Regions from separate parts of the Homo sapiens genome. Here region 1 is linked to region 2. The links are chromatin loops, found by intact Hi-C in ENCODE. Cell type or tissue: GM12878. All regions are shown on one strand. Each heading gives the region's core, and the rest is flanking DNA. Links, peaks and the distances in the headings are about the cores only.

Region 1 (8,035 bases), core at 2,218-6,217, 200 kb after region 2:
TCACTACAAAAGCACACTAAAGTATACAAACTGTGGACACTATAAAGCAACCACAGAAACAAATGTGCAAAATAGCCAGCTAAGATCCTAATAACAGAATCCAATCCACACATATGAATACTAACCTTAAATGTAAATGGGCTAAATACCCAAATTAAAGCACAGATGGCAAGCTGAAAAAAGAATCAAGATCTAATGGTATGCTTTAATCAAGACACCCATCTCAAATAAGCTCAAAATAAAGGGAAAAAGAAAAGCCTACCAAGCAAATAGAAAACAGGAAAAGAAGCAGGGGTTGCAATCCTAGTTTCTGACAAAACAGACTTGAAATTAACATAGATTTAAAAAAAAAGGGCATTACATAATAGCAAAGGGCTATATATGTACCCAACATATAAGCAACCAGATTATAAAGTAAGTTCTTAGAGACCCTCTAAGATGATAAATGTTCTTCCACTGTCATTACATTTATACTGCATTTGTTCAGTATTAAATTTCAGATGTTGAACACAGTATGAGGACTTGGTAAAGGCTTTTCCACATTTTTAACACTTGTGGAGCTTCTCTCTAGTATGAATTCTCTTATGTCTGATGAGGTGTGAGAACCAGCTCGATGCTTTGCCACATTCTTCACATTTGTAGGGTTTCTCTCCAGTGTGAATTCTCTTATGATTAGTCAGGTCTGAGAAGCACTTAAAGGTTTTGCTGCATTCTTCACATTTGTAAGGTCTCTCTTCCATATGAATTCTCTTGTGGTTAAAAAGGGTTGAGGAGCGGGTAAAGGCTTTGCCACATTCTTCACAGATGTAGGGTTTCTCTCCAGTATGAATTCTCTTATGTTTACTAAGGGCCGAGAACCACTTAAAAGCTTTTCCACATTCATTACATGTGTAGGGTTTGTCTCCAGTATGAATTATCTTATGTTTAGCAAGGTCTGAGAACCACCTATAGGCTTTGTTACATTCTTCACATTTGTAGGGTTTCTCTCCAGTATGAATTCTCTTATGATTAGTAAGGTCTGAGAAGCACTTAAAGGCTTTGCCACATTCTTCACATTTGTAGGGTCTGTCTCCAGTATGATTTCTCTTGTGTTTAACAAGGGTTGAGGAGCAGGTAAAAGTTTTGCCACATCCTTCACATTTGTAAGGTTTCTCTCCAGTATGAACTCTCTTATGTTCAGTAAGGTTTGAAAACTTTTTAAACGCTTTGCCACATTCTTCACATTTGTAGCATCTCTCTACAGTATGAATTTTCTTATGTCTAGTAAAATCTGAGAACAACCTACAGTCTTTGCCACATTCTTCACATTTGTGGCATTTCTCTCTGCTAAAAATGTCTTTATGTTCAGTGAAGATTGAGCACAACTGAAAACCTCTGCCACATTTATTACATTGACAGGTTTTGCTATGGGTAGCTGACAAACATTGATGAAGGCCATTATAACTGCTTTTCTGCCCCTTGCAATTACCCACACTTTGGTAGTCTTTCTTTAAATGTAAATTATTAAGGTCACAGCTTCCATATTTTCTCAGAATCACTTTTTGAAATGAATCTTTTATGTCATGATCCGGCAATATCTCTGCAGTAAAATGAAAAGAACCAGCTGGAGAAAAAAAATAAAATTCTCCCTCATTAGACTCAGGTGAATATACTTCACAAATATATAATTATACAAAGCAATTAATAAAACGATAATAAAATACCACAGGCTCTATATTCTTATAGACATATAAACCTAACAGAAATATACTGACCAAAATGCCTTTGTGAGAAGTCTAAGAACCAGTTAAGCATTTGCGGCACACCAAGTGAGCAAAACGCCAAGAACCACATAGAAGTGTAATAAAAGTATTTCATATTTACCCACCACAGCCATTCTTCATCCTATGATGACTCTAACTATAGACTCCAAACTCCTGTCTACCCCCTCCAAAAATAAATAAAATAGTGGCACATGTGTCCATGCTTCTGGCTTATTGAGACCTTACCAAAGACTAATTTCTATATTCCATGACAGTGTTGAAAGGAAAGGTGGTATGCACTGACAGTTTCGGACAGCTGAGACCAAAGGTAAATGACTGTTACAAGAGAAGAAAGACTTCAGTATCATAGACAGACAATGGGTATAGCAAGTGACTAAGGGATCTCAATAAGAAACATAGGGAATGGCCAGGAGTGGTGGCTCACACCTGTAATCCCAGCACTTTGGGAGGCTGAGGCAGGCGGACCACCTGAGGTCAGATGTTCAAGACCAGACAGGCCAACATGGTGAAACCTTGTCTCAACTAAAAATACAAAAATTAGCAGGGCGTGGTGGCAGGTGCCTGTAATCCCAGCTACTTGGGAGGCTGAGGCAGAAGAAAGGAGAATCGCTTGAACTCAGGAGGTGGAGGTTGCAATGAGCCAAGCTTGTAACATTGCACTCCAGTCTGGGCAACAAGAGTAACACTCAAAAAAAAAAAAAAAAAAAAAAAAGGCGAACATTTTTTAACTAAAAAACACACAAGCTCAGAGAAAACATCCATAGAACAGGCTTGAGAGACTCCAAGACTCCCTAGCCTAAAAAATTGGTATCATATTCCCTCAGACAAAAGTCACTTAATACAGATTTTGACATGTGGCTTTTTATTATACAAATTGCAACATTACAACATAAACAAAACATCAAGATAATATGGCTCAAAGAAAAAAAAGAATATCCAGAAATCAATTATTAAAAAAAGGAGATGTAAAAATTATGTGAGACAATTTGAATTAAAGTCTTGATCTATTTTTTAAAAGAAAAAAATAAATTACCCTAGAAAATCAAAATTACATCTCAATGATGCTCAATGAGTAAAATGGAAATTAAAAAAACAAAATGAAATAACAAAAATGAAACCAACAAAAAGATAAAAAGCACAGAAAGAAATAAAAATTGTGTAGTAGAACTACAAAAAAAGACTAATATGCACTTCAACATTAGTAAAAAATATAAGAAAATCAAGAAGCTCAGCAAACTTCAACTAAGATAACACAAAGAGATTTCTAACAAGACATAACACAAGCAATGTTTTAAAAGTCGCAGACAAGAAGAGAATCTGGAATTCAGGAAGAAGAAAGAGACGTGTTATTTATATGCATGCTTCTGCAAGATTACGAGTAAATTTAAGAACATAAATCTTTCAGGCAAGAAGGGAACAGGATGACATAGTTAAAGCACTGGAAAAAAAAAAAGTCTAAGCAAGAATACTATATCCAGCAAAAGTATCTTCCAAAATGAAAAAAAAAATCTAACTATATCATGACATATATCAAGATCTACATCAAGATCTAACTATATCATGTCTTCAAGAGATTCACTTTAGATCTAATAAAAAAAAAAGACAAAATGGCAGGATGAAAAATACATTTTATGCAAGTGTTAACCAAATGAGAGAAGAGGCAACAATTTATTAAGTTGAAAATGGTCATATTTCATATAATTTACTTTAAGTCAAAATTCACAAGAGACAAAGTAGGACATTCAATTATAATAAGAGGGTTCATTCACTGAGAACCTATAAATACAAGACAGTTTTCCCAAACACATAAAGCAAACATTGACGGAACTGAAGCAAAAATAGACAGCAATATAATAATGGAAGGAAACATCAACATCCCACTTTCACTAATACATAAAGCAAGACAGAATATCAATGAGGGAACAAAAAACTTGAATGTACTATAAAATAATTACACCTAACAAATGTATACAGACAGCAGAATACACATTCTTTTCAATAGCTCATGAAACATTTTCCTAGATGGATGACCTGTGACACCACAAAACAAGTCTTAACAATTTTTTTAATTGAAATTTTACGGACAATTATTTATGGTCCAAATGGAATGAAACTAGAAATCAGTAACAGAAGAAAAGCTGAAAAATTCAAAAAACATAAAAATTAAACAACACACCTTTTTTTTTTTTTTTTTTTTAAGATGGAGTATTGCTCTGTCACCAGGCTGGAGTGCAGTGGCACGATCTCGGCTCACTGCAACCTCCACCTCCTGGGTTCATGTGATTCCCCTGCCTCAGCCTCCTCTCCTGAGTAGCTGGGACTACAGACATGCACCACCACGCCCAGCTAATTTTTTGTATTTTAGTAGAGACAAGGTTTCACCATGTTGGCCAGGATGGTCTCGATCTCCTTACCTTATGATGTGCCCACCTCGGCCTCCCAAAGTGCTGGGATGACAGGCATGAGCCACCGCACCCAACCAACAACACACTTTTGAGCATGCTCTTTTTCAAGGGTTGGAAGACATAACATTGTGAAGATGTCCATGCTGCTTAAAGTGACCCACACATTCAACACACCCTTTTCAATTTTCAATTTTACTTTTCCTGGCCGGGCACAGTGGTTCACGCCTGTAATCCCAGCACTTTGGGAGGCCGAGGCGGGCAGATCATGAGATCAGGAGATCGAGACCATCCTGGCTAACATGGTGAAACCCCGTCTCTACTAGAAAAAAAAAAATTAGCCAGGCGCGGTGGCGAGCAACTATAGCCCCAGCTACTCTGGAGGCGTCGGCAGAAGAATGGTGTGAACCAGGGAGGCAGAGCTTGCAGTGAGCCGAGATCGCGCCACTGCACTCCAGCCTGGGTGACAGAGCGAGACTCCATCTCAAAAATAAATAAATAAATAAATAAATAATAAAATAAATTTTACTTTTCCAAAAAGAAAAAAAAAACCCACAAAATTACATAAGATCTCAAGGTAACATGAAAAGCCTGACAATCTTTAAAAAGAAGAAAAATATTGGAAGCATTATGCTTAACAATTTCCAAACACAAAACAAAACTACATCAATCAAAGCACTTTGGTACTGGTATAAATGTAGAACACCAAAGTAATGAAACACAATGCAGCACAGATATAAACTCTTGAATATATGGTCAAGTGAGTTATTTGTACACCATATTGAAGCATTATCCACAAAAGCCAATAGGTAAAAGCAATTTAAACTTTCCTTACCAAATTAATCGATAAATATAATTTAAAATATAAAAAAGGGAATATTAATCAGCTTTTTAAAAGCAGGAAATCTTCTAATATCTATTATAAAGACAAATTTTGAAGACAACATGCTAAATTAGTAAGCCAGCCACACACACAAAAATACTGTATGAATCTACTTACATGGAATATGTAAAATAGTTACATCCTTAAAAACAGAAAATAGAATGATGTTTGTAAAGGGCCAGACAATGGGAAAAATGAGTAGTGGATTCATGTGTATAGCATATTTCTTTTACAAAAATAAAAGTTCTAAAGATATGTTGCTAAAAATGTCAATATACTTAACAAAGCTGAACTATATAACTGAAAATATTAAAGAGTATACATTTTTTAATTTTTATTTTTTAGACAGAGTTTTGCTCTTGAAGCCCAGGCTGGAGTGCAGTGGTGCCGTCTTGGCTCACTGCAACCTCTGCCTCCCAGGTTCAAGTGATTCTTCTGCCTCAGCCTCTGCAGGAGCTGGGATTATAGGCGCGCACCACCACACTTGGCTAATTTTATATTTTTACTAGAGACGGGGTTTTGCCATGTTGGCCAGGCTGGTCTTGAACTTCTGACCTCAGGTGACCTGCCCACCTTCGCCTCCCAAAGTGCAGGGATTACAGGTGTGAGCCACCATGCTCGGCCCTTGTATTTCTTACACTTAAGAATAAAACAATCATTGACTACTAACAAAAAAATAAAAAAAAAAAAAGCAAATATACAAGTCATAAAATAGGGGTAATATTTACACAGGCAAACAAACACAGAAATAATTATATTGGCAAAATATGTATGACTGATCAATATCTGACTTTTGTCCAAACATTGTTTTAATGTGTACAGAGTTGAATTATTGTCATATAAAATTATGATACATAAAAACTAAAAACACAATTAATTAATGTGACATAGGCTACTGTAAAACATAAGCCACTAAAATATAAAATGGTGGAACAAAATTTAACAAAAAAAATTAACCAAAAAATATTGAATCAACATAGTGTACTACCAAACAATAATTATTCTAGATAGCCATGCATTTTAACTGTGACTGCACATTTATAAAGAGCACATATTTTGGTATTTTTGTTTAATTTCAACTTTTCCTATAGGTTCAGAGGCCACATGTCTAGGTTTGTTACATGGGTATATTATGTATTGCTAAGGTTTGGGATAACTGCTACTACTACTCAGATAGATAGCACAGTACCCCATAGGTAGCTTTTCAGGCCTTGTCTCTTTCTTCCTTTCCTCCTCTAGTGGTCCCCAGTGTCTATTGTTTTCATTTTTATATCCTTGTATACTCAATATTTAGCTCTCACTTGTAAGTAAGAACATGCAGTATTTGCCTTTCTGGTTTTTTTCCATTAATTTACTTAAGATAAGGGCTTTCAGCTGCATCAGTGTTGCTACAAAGAACACAATTTTTTTTGGCTGTGTAGTATTTCAATGTGTATATAGGTACCACATATTCTTTATCCAATCCACCTCTGATGGGCAACTAGAGTGATTTCATGTCATTGCTGTTGAAGACAATAAAGTTTGAATCACTGGTATACAGTGAAAGCAATAACATTTTATAGAAAATGCATTATAATCATTCATAAAAAGCTTTGATGAGAAAATATGAATAGGCACTTAAATAATACTAGACATACTTATTATGTCATTAATGTATAGCTGCTATTTTTGCACAAAATGTAAAGGCAAGGCAACCTTTGGAAGCAAAACATTACATTACTAAAATAATATAAACAATATAAATACAGTACAATATGGAATAAAATAAAATAATTAGAAATAAATTTATACAATCACATAGACAAAGTTTGAGAAAAGTTGATGAAAATGCTAGTATCTTTTTGTATGCAGTAAACTTAAACATAAATCAAAGATTATAATATATGGTGTGCCTATTAATTATCTAGTTTACCTTTTATACAACATATACATTTGAGCACATTACTTCAGAACTTGTGAAATTACAGGCATAGTTGTTACACACAAATCAGAAAGAAAAACATATATATAAGACACAGCCCTAGTAGTCTTCATAGTAAAGAAGATAAAATTATAAAATAATAGTTATTAAGAAATAGGTAACAATTTGGAATTTATTATGTTTATTATGTGCTGGACAGTGTTCTAAGTAACCTATGGTATTAGTGTTTTTAGGAATTCTGTGAGGTGAGTAGATAAAATCAACTATTCCACAGTAGAGGCAATTGTCATATAGAATTTAAATTTCTAAGTTTAGTTCCTACTAAGAAAAATATACTTTTGAAGTGAAATAGATGTTTAGATTTTCTTGTACTTAATCAGATGCTTTGTGCTCTGATAAAAGTTCTCACTTTCATTTTCTGTATGATCAACTGATTGGAAATTATAAAGCAGAAACATATGACATCTGTTCCGGGCCTCTCTCAAATCTCTTAACCAAATCTCCCTACTCCTCTCTAACATAATGCACAGATTTTTAAAAACACCTCCAAAAATTTGGACAAATTTTCCAGATCCCTCAAAGCAATAGAAGAGCAGTTAGATTATTTAGATCCTTACAGCATAAAAAGGAGTTGTCTCTCACTGTGAATGCACCAGCAGATTAAATGGATAGAAGACTTAAAGAATTCAAAAGCTTAATAAGCATACATCAAAAAATTGTCCTCCATGACATTAAGAGGCTTTTCAAGAATCAATTCCATTGGAGAACAGCCTCCCAATCCACATTTTAAACTCTTGTTTTCTCCTTCACCTTTGGACCTTTCACATGTGTTATCTGCTAAATCATTCATACCTATCTGAGTGTATGGCTATTCTTTCCACTCGTTTCACATTCCAGTAATACTTTCTATGCTGCAGAAGGTAACCAGGTCTAGCTTAAAGACTTTCCAACACAACCTTTCTTTCCTTCAACAGCAATTGGTCTAAGTAAAACACAATCAACTCCCAGTATTATCCTCAAGAGAAATCTAAAACAACAGGTCTGTTTAAAGTTCTGATTAATAGAG
Region 2 (8,035 bases), core at 2,608-6,607:
CACTCTTCCTCCTGGAATGCCATGTGTTTAGTACTTGCAAACCTTTACTTCTCTACTCAATCTTTTCCTCCCTAATGAGCTAGTTTCAATTACTTTAAAAATTCATTATAATAGTCAAGGGTCTCAGAAAAATATTTTTCCTGTGTACCAGAGCCTTCTTTACATTCTCTGCATCATGGCTTCTTATGTGCCATGCAGAATTCTCATTATGAATTTAGAATCTGCAATATTAAAAATATTTCCTTTGTAGCTGTTGAATTATGGGAACGTGTGGATACTCAAGATTTCTACTGGGGAAAAGCTGGGGTCCTTAGTAAAGAAAAAGAACATGTAATGTTGAGGATCCATCTGTGTTCTCTATTAGCTCTATACAGAAAAGGATCAAGAAAATGCTTATTTAAACAGAATGGCATTTATCACCCATGAAGTTCTGAAAAAAATTTTAGGAGATTCCTGCTTTCTAGGGTGCTGAAGAAAGACTACTTAAAATCACTATTTAATAGTACAGTAAATAGGAGATACCTGTATTTTGAACTTTGCATAAAATTGATGTTTCTTTATGGTTAAATTTAGATTATAATTTACTTTTTGGGGGCAGTCTTCCAGCAGTGATGCTGTGTTCTTTGTGCATCAGCACATCATAAAAATTTGTTCCTAGTGCAGTTGATGTTAATGATTCACTTGGCTAAAGAGCTGTCTGACAAGTTTTTTTTATAGTTAATTACTTTTCATTAGTAAGTATCTTTATGCAGCTGATGTGCATAAATTATCACATTTGATTTGGCAGCTGCCTTTCTTCCTTAGGTTTTATTTGCATATATGTCTTTGGAAGATGAAGGCTCTCATCTTTATTTACAGAAAAACTGGGAAAACACAGGATCTTTTTTTTTTTTTTTTTTTTTTTTTTTTTGAGATGGAGTCTCACTCTGTTGCCCAGGCTAGAATGCACTGGCGCAGTCTCAGTTCACTGCAACCTCCACCTCCCAGGTTCAAGCGATTCTCCTGCCTCAGCCTCCCAAGTAGCTGGAATTACAGACGCACATCATTGTGCCCGGCTAATTTTTGTATTTTTTTTTTAGTAGAGATGGGGTTTCGCCATGTTGGCCAGGCTGATTTCGAACTCGTGACCTCAGGTGATCCGCCTGCCTCGGCCTCCCAGAGTGCTGGGATTACAGGCGTGAGCCACCATGCCTGGCCAACACAGGCTCTTTTACTTAGTGGATGTTTGACAAAATACTCTTCTTGGGCCAAAAACATTGGCATTACTGGTGAGCTTGTTAGAAATTCAGAAATTCAAACTTTATTCCAGATTTTCTAAAAACAATCCGCATAATAAGATCTTCAGTTTATTGTACACATTAAAATTTGAGATGTACCTTCTAATTCAACATGTCTTTTCTATCTGAAAAATATACACAACTCATTGTGTATGATGTAAATATAGCACTCAAAAATTTACATGTTTGTATTCATGTCCTGTTATAGTTTTTCTTCAAAAAAGTATATATACACTGATGTTGTGGATCTTATGCTGTTCTCTTATCTGAGTTAAAGAATATATTAGAGAATATTTCTGCATTGAAATTTATTTTATTGTATAATTTGACTCACTCCTGTAAGTCAGAATCAGTTTTCTATACTGTCTTACTTTGCCTTGAGCCAAAATAAAAATTCTGCCCATGGTCATTTAGTAAATATATAAGTGTGTGTGTGTGTGTGTGTGTGTGTGTGTGTTTTTCAGGGACCACTGACATTTAGGGATGTGGCCATAGAATTCTCTCTGGAGGAGTGGCAATGCCTGGACACTGCACAACGGAATTTATATAGGAAAGTGATGTTTGAGAACTACAGAAACCTGGTCTTCCTGGGTGAGGATAACTTCAACACACAATTCCTAATATGCCCTAAAGGTTTTATTTCTCTTTTTTTGCATAACTTGTGGTAATTTGTGCTTTGCATAAATGAGTTTCAGATCCCTGTTTTCAAGAAAATCTTTGAGCTTTGTCCATGTAGAAAAAAATTCCTTCAGTACGTTTCATCTTGACCTGAACTTTCCACATTCCTGAGCTGATCTATGTCCTTCACTCTAGATTAGTGGTAATTACAGAAATTTGATGGCATAAAATGTTGTTGCCCACACCTTAAAATTTAATTGCCCCCACCAATTTTTGATTCAGTAGTACTGGGTAGTGAAATTAAAGACCTAAAAATTTAAAGTATTTTCTAAATATTTAGAAATGTCTGTTATAAATTAGTAATTTGGGATTAATTTACTAGAATATGCTATGACATTCTCTTTACTGAGCACATTAGTAGTTTGGTAATTGGAGAATATGAGCAAGATTCATGTTATTTATTTTTAATAAAACAGGTATTGCTGTCTCTAAGCCTCACCTGATAACCTGTTTGGAGCAAGGAAAAGAGCCCTGGAATAGGAAGAGACAGGAGATGGTAGCCAAACCCCCAGGTAGGTGAGAGTGATAGTGAATACAACAGATGACACAGATGAGAGGTCCAGATGTCAAAGAGAAAGTCAGTTCTTGACATGGGATTTGGGAAGCTATGTTCCAGAGAAAATAGTTTTTGGGAAGCTCAGTTTCTTTTCTCTTGCTCTCACATAGGGGCATCTTCTTTATGCTCTTAAATTCTCTAAAAATTCTACTTTCCCATCAGTGATCTTCCTTCAAGTTTACTGTAAGCCAAAGTCCTCTTTATGGCTTATAAGAGACTGCACAATCTGACTGATGTTCCATTGTTTTAGGGACACACAAATATCTGCAAAATTTTGAGAAACTGTTATTTTTTAAGTTCTCTTTCTACATCACGTCTGAAATGTGTGTGATTAGTGGTTTCTTTTCCATTTTTTTGGTTCATTTTTCTGCACATTTCATATTTTTATTATTATAGTCTTTTTTGATAGTCGAAATATAGTTCGAAATTATAAAGTATAATGTCCTTCTTTGTTCTTTTTCCTCCAGATTGCTTTGACTATTCAAAGTTTATTGTAGTTTCATATAAATTTTAGGATTTTATTTTTCATTGCTGTAAAAAAATGCCACTGGAATTTCGATAGGGAGTTCATTGAATCCATAGATTATTTTGGATAATATGGCACTTTAACAATATTTATGCTTTCAATCCATAGACATAAAATACTTTAAAATTTATTTGCGTTGGCCAGGCACAGTAGCTCACACTTGTAATCCCAGCACTTTGGGAGGCCAAGGCAGGGAGATCACTTGAGGTCAGGAGTTTGAGACCAGCCTGGCCATCAGGGTGAAATCCCATCTCAACTAAAAATACAAAAATTAGCCTGGCATGGTGGCAGGTTCCTATAATCCCAGCTACCCAAAAGGCTGAGGCAGGAGAATTGCTTTAACACAGGAGGTGGAGGCTGCAGTGAGCTGAGATTGTACCACTGCACTCCAGCCTGTGTGACAGAGACTCTGTCTCAAAAAATAATTATTTGCCTCTTCTCTAATTTATTTCATTAATATATTTTTATTGTAAAGATTTTTTTACCTCCTTGTTTAAATTTGTTCTCAGAAATTATTTTAATGCTACTGTAAATAAGATTGTTTTCTTAATAATCAGTTTGCTTTAAGTGTATGGAACCATAACTTAAACTTGTATGTTAATTTTATATTTTGCTAATTTACTGAATGTATTTATTAATTTAAACAGGTTTTAGTGTACTGTTTATAATTTTTTATATATAAGAGCATATGATCGATAAGCAGCAAGTTTTTACTCATTTGTCTTCAATTTCAGTGAGTTTAAAAACTTTTTTTGACTAATTTTTCTGCCACATACTTGCAGTTCTATGTTAAAATAAAGTATTTACAGTGGGTACAATATAGTTTTGCATTGGTGTCTGAATTTAAAGGAGCAAACACCTCTTTAAGTTTTTATAAACTGGTTTAGAAGGTAAAGATTTTTTTTGTTGGGTTCTCAGGGTGATGGGATGTCCTCTGGGTTTGTAGTGGAGAGGGGCGTAGCTTGGTCACAAGGCTGCTGGGTCTGCACTAGGGCTCACCTTTAGTTGGCTTAACAGGGGCTTGGGTAATTGTAATTTTCATTATATTTTGGAACAGACTAAATATTTTTCTGGATGTTGCTCTGTAGGGCAGACAGTAGGGCAGGTTTTTGTAATTGGGTCTATATATGGTGGGCCTTATATCAGAATGTGGATGAGTATGGCTTTCACTGAGTATCAAAGAGAATTTTTTCAGGTCACTGTGTGGGTTCCTTTATAGGCAGAACTGGCCGTGAACTGTGGCTCAGGGAGCTGGAACTGAGTCATCGAACTGCTTCAGAAACCACAGTAAAGGACAAGGTCTGCAGGCCTGCCTGCGTGGCTATAAATGGCTGTCTTCCTCCAGGCCTCTGGAAGGGCACGGTCTCTCCCAGACTGTGGCTGGGAGGAGTTTGGGATGATTAGAGAGTAAGTTCAGAATTCTCAGTGGGACCAAATTTGGTGGGCCATTTCCTGGTCTGCAGCCTAGAACAGGGGTCCTGTATTTTTCCACCTGAATGAGGGCCTGCCTTCTGAAAAGAACACTCCTTAATCTTAGACTGTAGCAGTTTCACAACACCCTCTCTGGATCTCAAAGCTCTCTTAAAGGCACTTATTTTTGAGATGGGTTTTGGCTTCATAACCCAGGTTGGTCTTGAAATCCTGGCCTGAAGCAGTTCCCCAACCTGAATGTACCATGTAGCTGTCATTACAGGTGTGAGCCATGGCTCACATAAATGCATTTTTGACAGGGATGGCTGATAAATTTTCTTGCTGTGGGATGATAAGCAAATAAGGAACCTTTTATTTTTCCATCTTACTGATGTCACTCTCCCTATACATTTTTACTTTCTATTTTCTATTTCAAATTTTTCTGTACTTTAGGTTCAGACATTTAGGACAATATGCTAGAATTTACATGATATGGTTGATGTTACTTATAAATTTAAGTTTGCTTCAGGCAAACAGGAATTACAGGATTTTCACCCACTTAAGCATATATCTAAATAACAACATAACTAATTTCTAAATATTTGTTTTATATATAAGAAGTGCTAACCATATTCTGCAAAATATATAATTTTTAAATTTAGCAATGCAAGACTATTGTTTTGCTTCTAAAGTTGGATTACAGTAGTTTTATTTTGTGTAAGAATAGCATATATTTAAAACATAAATACTAATTTCTTGTAAATTTTTGTTTATTATAAATTTATTGTTAGAATCTTTTATTTATAATTATACTGTTTTTTTCCTGAAATTTTATTGCAACACAGCGCATGCCAATGATTTGAAATACCTGCTTTCCATGAGTACACATAGTCAAATATTGTAATTATCTAGACAAATTTTTTAATGGCACATAAATATTGCAAAGCAGATTTTGTGAGTAAACTTCTTTAGTTATTGTTTTGCAGTTCCATATTAGTGTTTTATTTAGTGTACTTTTTAAACATCAGTTTATTGTGATTTTTTGTTTTACTTATATATTTAGACATTTTGCAATTCTGTTTGTAAACTTTAAGTCAACATGGGGTTTAATTAAAAGATAAATCAGCCGGGCTCAGTGGCTCATGCCTGTAATCCCAGCACTTTGGGAGCCCGAGGCAGGTGGATCAGAAGGTCAGGAGTTCGAGACCAGCCTGGCCAATATGGTGAAGCCCCATCTCTACTAAAAATACAAAAATTAGCCTGGTGTGGTAGCGGGTGCCTGTAGTCCCAGCTACTTGGGAGGCTGAGGCAGGGGAATCTCTTGAACCTGGGAGGCAGAGGTTACAGTGAGCTGAGATTGCACTACTGTACTCCAGCCTGGGCGACAGAGCGAGCCTCCATCTCAAAAAAAAAAAAAAAAAAAGGATAAATCAGCCATATGTCTATCACAATCAGTTTGTATATGTGTGTGCTTTTATCTACAAATATGACCTCCATTTTGGTTATGGCTTATTTTGTAGGTATTCTTTCTTAGCTGATTTTCAATGGTTGTCCGATCATATCTAAATGAGTAGTCATGGAAATCGCCTTCTTTTCACCATGTGTTTAATGATGAATATATATTTCTTTTGCATGAGAGAAACACGTTTGTGATTTGAAGATAATTTTTGAAAAGATTTATAAATCTTTATTTTTTCAGTTTTTCTTTTAAAAAATTAATTGTGAAAATATAACATAAAATTTACCATCTTAAATTCATTGAAGTGTACATTTCAGGGCCAGGCATGGTGGTGGCTTACATCTGTAATCCAGGGATTTTGAGAGGCCAAGACAGGAGTATCACTTGAGCCCAAAATTTGGAGACCAGCTTGGGCAACATATAAAGACCCAGTCTACAAAAAAAACTATTTTTAAAGACAGGCATGGTGGTGTGCACTTGTGGTTTCAGCTACTTGGGAGATTGATGGGGGAGGATTTACTTCAGCCTGGTTAAGGCTATAGTAAGCCATAATTGTGCCACTGCACTCCAGCTTGGGTGACAGAGTGAGATCCTGTCTGAATAAAAGTTGTACATTTCGAGCATGTTAAGTGTATTCACACTGTTAGGCAAAATACTTCTAAAAGTTTTACATCTTGTAAAACTAAAACTCAGTACACATTAAGTAACAACTGCCCATTTTACCCTCTCTTCAGCCCTTGACAGACACGCTTCCACTTTCTGTTTTTATGAGTGTGACTACTTAAGATATCTCATAAGTGGAATCATACAGTACCCATCATTTTGTTACTGGCTCATTTTAGGTGACATAATTCTCAACATTTATAATAAAATGGGACAAGATTTTCTTTTCTTTTTTTTTTTTTTTTTTTTTTTTGAGACGAAGTTTTGCTCTTGTTGCCCAGGCTGGAGCGCAGTGGTGCCATCTTGGCTCACCTCTACCTCCCAGGTTCAAACAATTCTCCTCCCTCAGCTTCCCAAGATTTTTTTTTAAGGCTGAATAATATTCCATTGTATACATATGTTACTTTTTTTATGTATTTATAAATCAACATCTGGATTGCTTCAGCATTTTGGCTTTTTTTTTTTTTTTTTTTTGAGATGGAGTCTTGCTCTGCCTCCCAGGCTAGAGTGCAATGGCACAATCTTGGCTCACTGCAGTCTCCGCCTCCCAGGTTCAAGTGATTCTCCTGCCTCAGCCTCCTGAGTAGCTGGGATTACAGGCACCCACCACCACACCTGGCTAAATTTTGTATATTTAGTAGAGACAAGGTTTCACCATGTTGGCAAAGCTGGTCTCAAACTGCTGACCTCAGGTGATCCACCCGCCTCCGCCTTCCAAAGTGCTGGGATTACAGGTGTGAGCCACTGTGCCTGGCCGCGTTTTGGCTTTTGTGATGCTGGTACAAGAAACATAAATGTTCAAATATGTCTTCCAGGTCCTGCGTTGCATAGTTTGGATGTAGATCCATAAGTGGGATTGCTGTATTTAATAATTCCATTTTTAATTATTTGAGGAACATTTATAACATTTGTAAATAATGGTTGCATCCTTGTTTTGCACCAACAATTAACGTGTTTTTGTTGCAAATTTTCATTGCATCATCAACTGATTTGATGTTTTCTAGAAAACTTATAGTGGCTATTATAATGGGTGTAAGAGGATTCTGTTTTTCATTGTGATTTTCATGCATTTGTCTACAAATTAGTATTTTGTGTATCCTTTCAAATGCTTTTTTGCATTTGTATCAATTTGATGAAAATTTAGTTCAATTATTTGTCCACTTCTAAGTTGTTATTCAACTTTATAATTCAGTTTTAATAGTTGTTTATATATTCTGAATATTAACTCCTATCACATGTGATTTGCAAATATTTTCACCCATTTCCTAGGAGGCATCATTACTCTTTTGAATGTTTTCTTTGATATGCAGAAATTTTGAAGTACTGTGTAGTTCAGTTATTCTGTTCTTCTCTTTGTTGCTCATGCATTTAATGTTGTATCTAAGAAAATGGTGCCAATACCAATGTCATGTTTTTTTCCTATATTTTTTCTAAGAGATTGTTATTTTTTAAATTTCTAAATATTT

What was found. A loop is a pair of places that touch in the nucleus more often than their neighbours do. Peaks named below come from ENCODE experiments on the same cell type or tissue, not always from the same donor. Only the 100,000 strongest peaks of a DNase experiment are listed, where the experiment ranks them.
Region 1: a loop joins it to region 2, with 2.3 times the contacts of the local background. A loop is called at or near these places in 1 of 110 quality-filtered maps.

Annotation. Positions count from the first base shown.
Region 1 is chr7:64,341,658-64,349,692 of GRCh38, reverse strand. It overlaps ZNF736 (zinc finger protein 736), which reads right to left. Exons shown (of 4, transcript NM_001170905.3): 4 at 1-1,603. The coding sequence ends at 546. Among named protein-coding and RNA genes, the nearest start is that of ZNF736, 32 kb to the right of the region's middle. In GM12878, for the core only: no CTCF peak of the experiment used is centred there; no DNase peak of the experiment used is centred there.
Region 2 is chr7:64,538,139-64,546,173 of GRCh38, reverse strand. It overlaps ZNF680 (zinc finger protein 680), which reads left to right. Exons shown (of 4, transcript NM_178558.5): 2 at 1,742-1,868; 3 at 2,372-2,467. Among named protein-coding and RNA genes, the nearest start is that of ZNF680, 21 kb to the left of the region's middle. In GM12878, for the core only: no CTCF peak of the experiment used is centred there; a DNase peak (open chromatin) is centred at 4,236.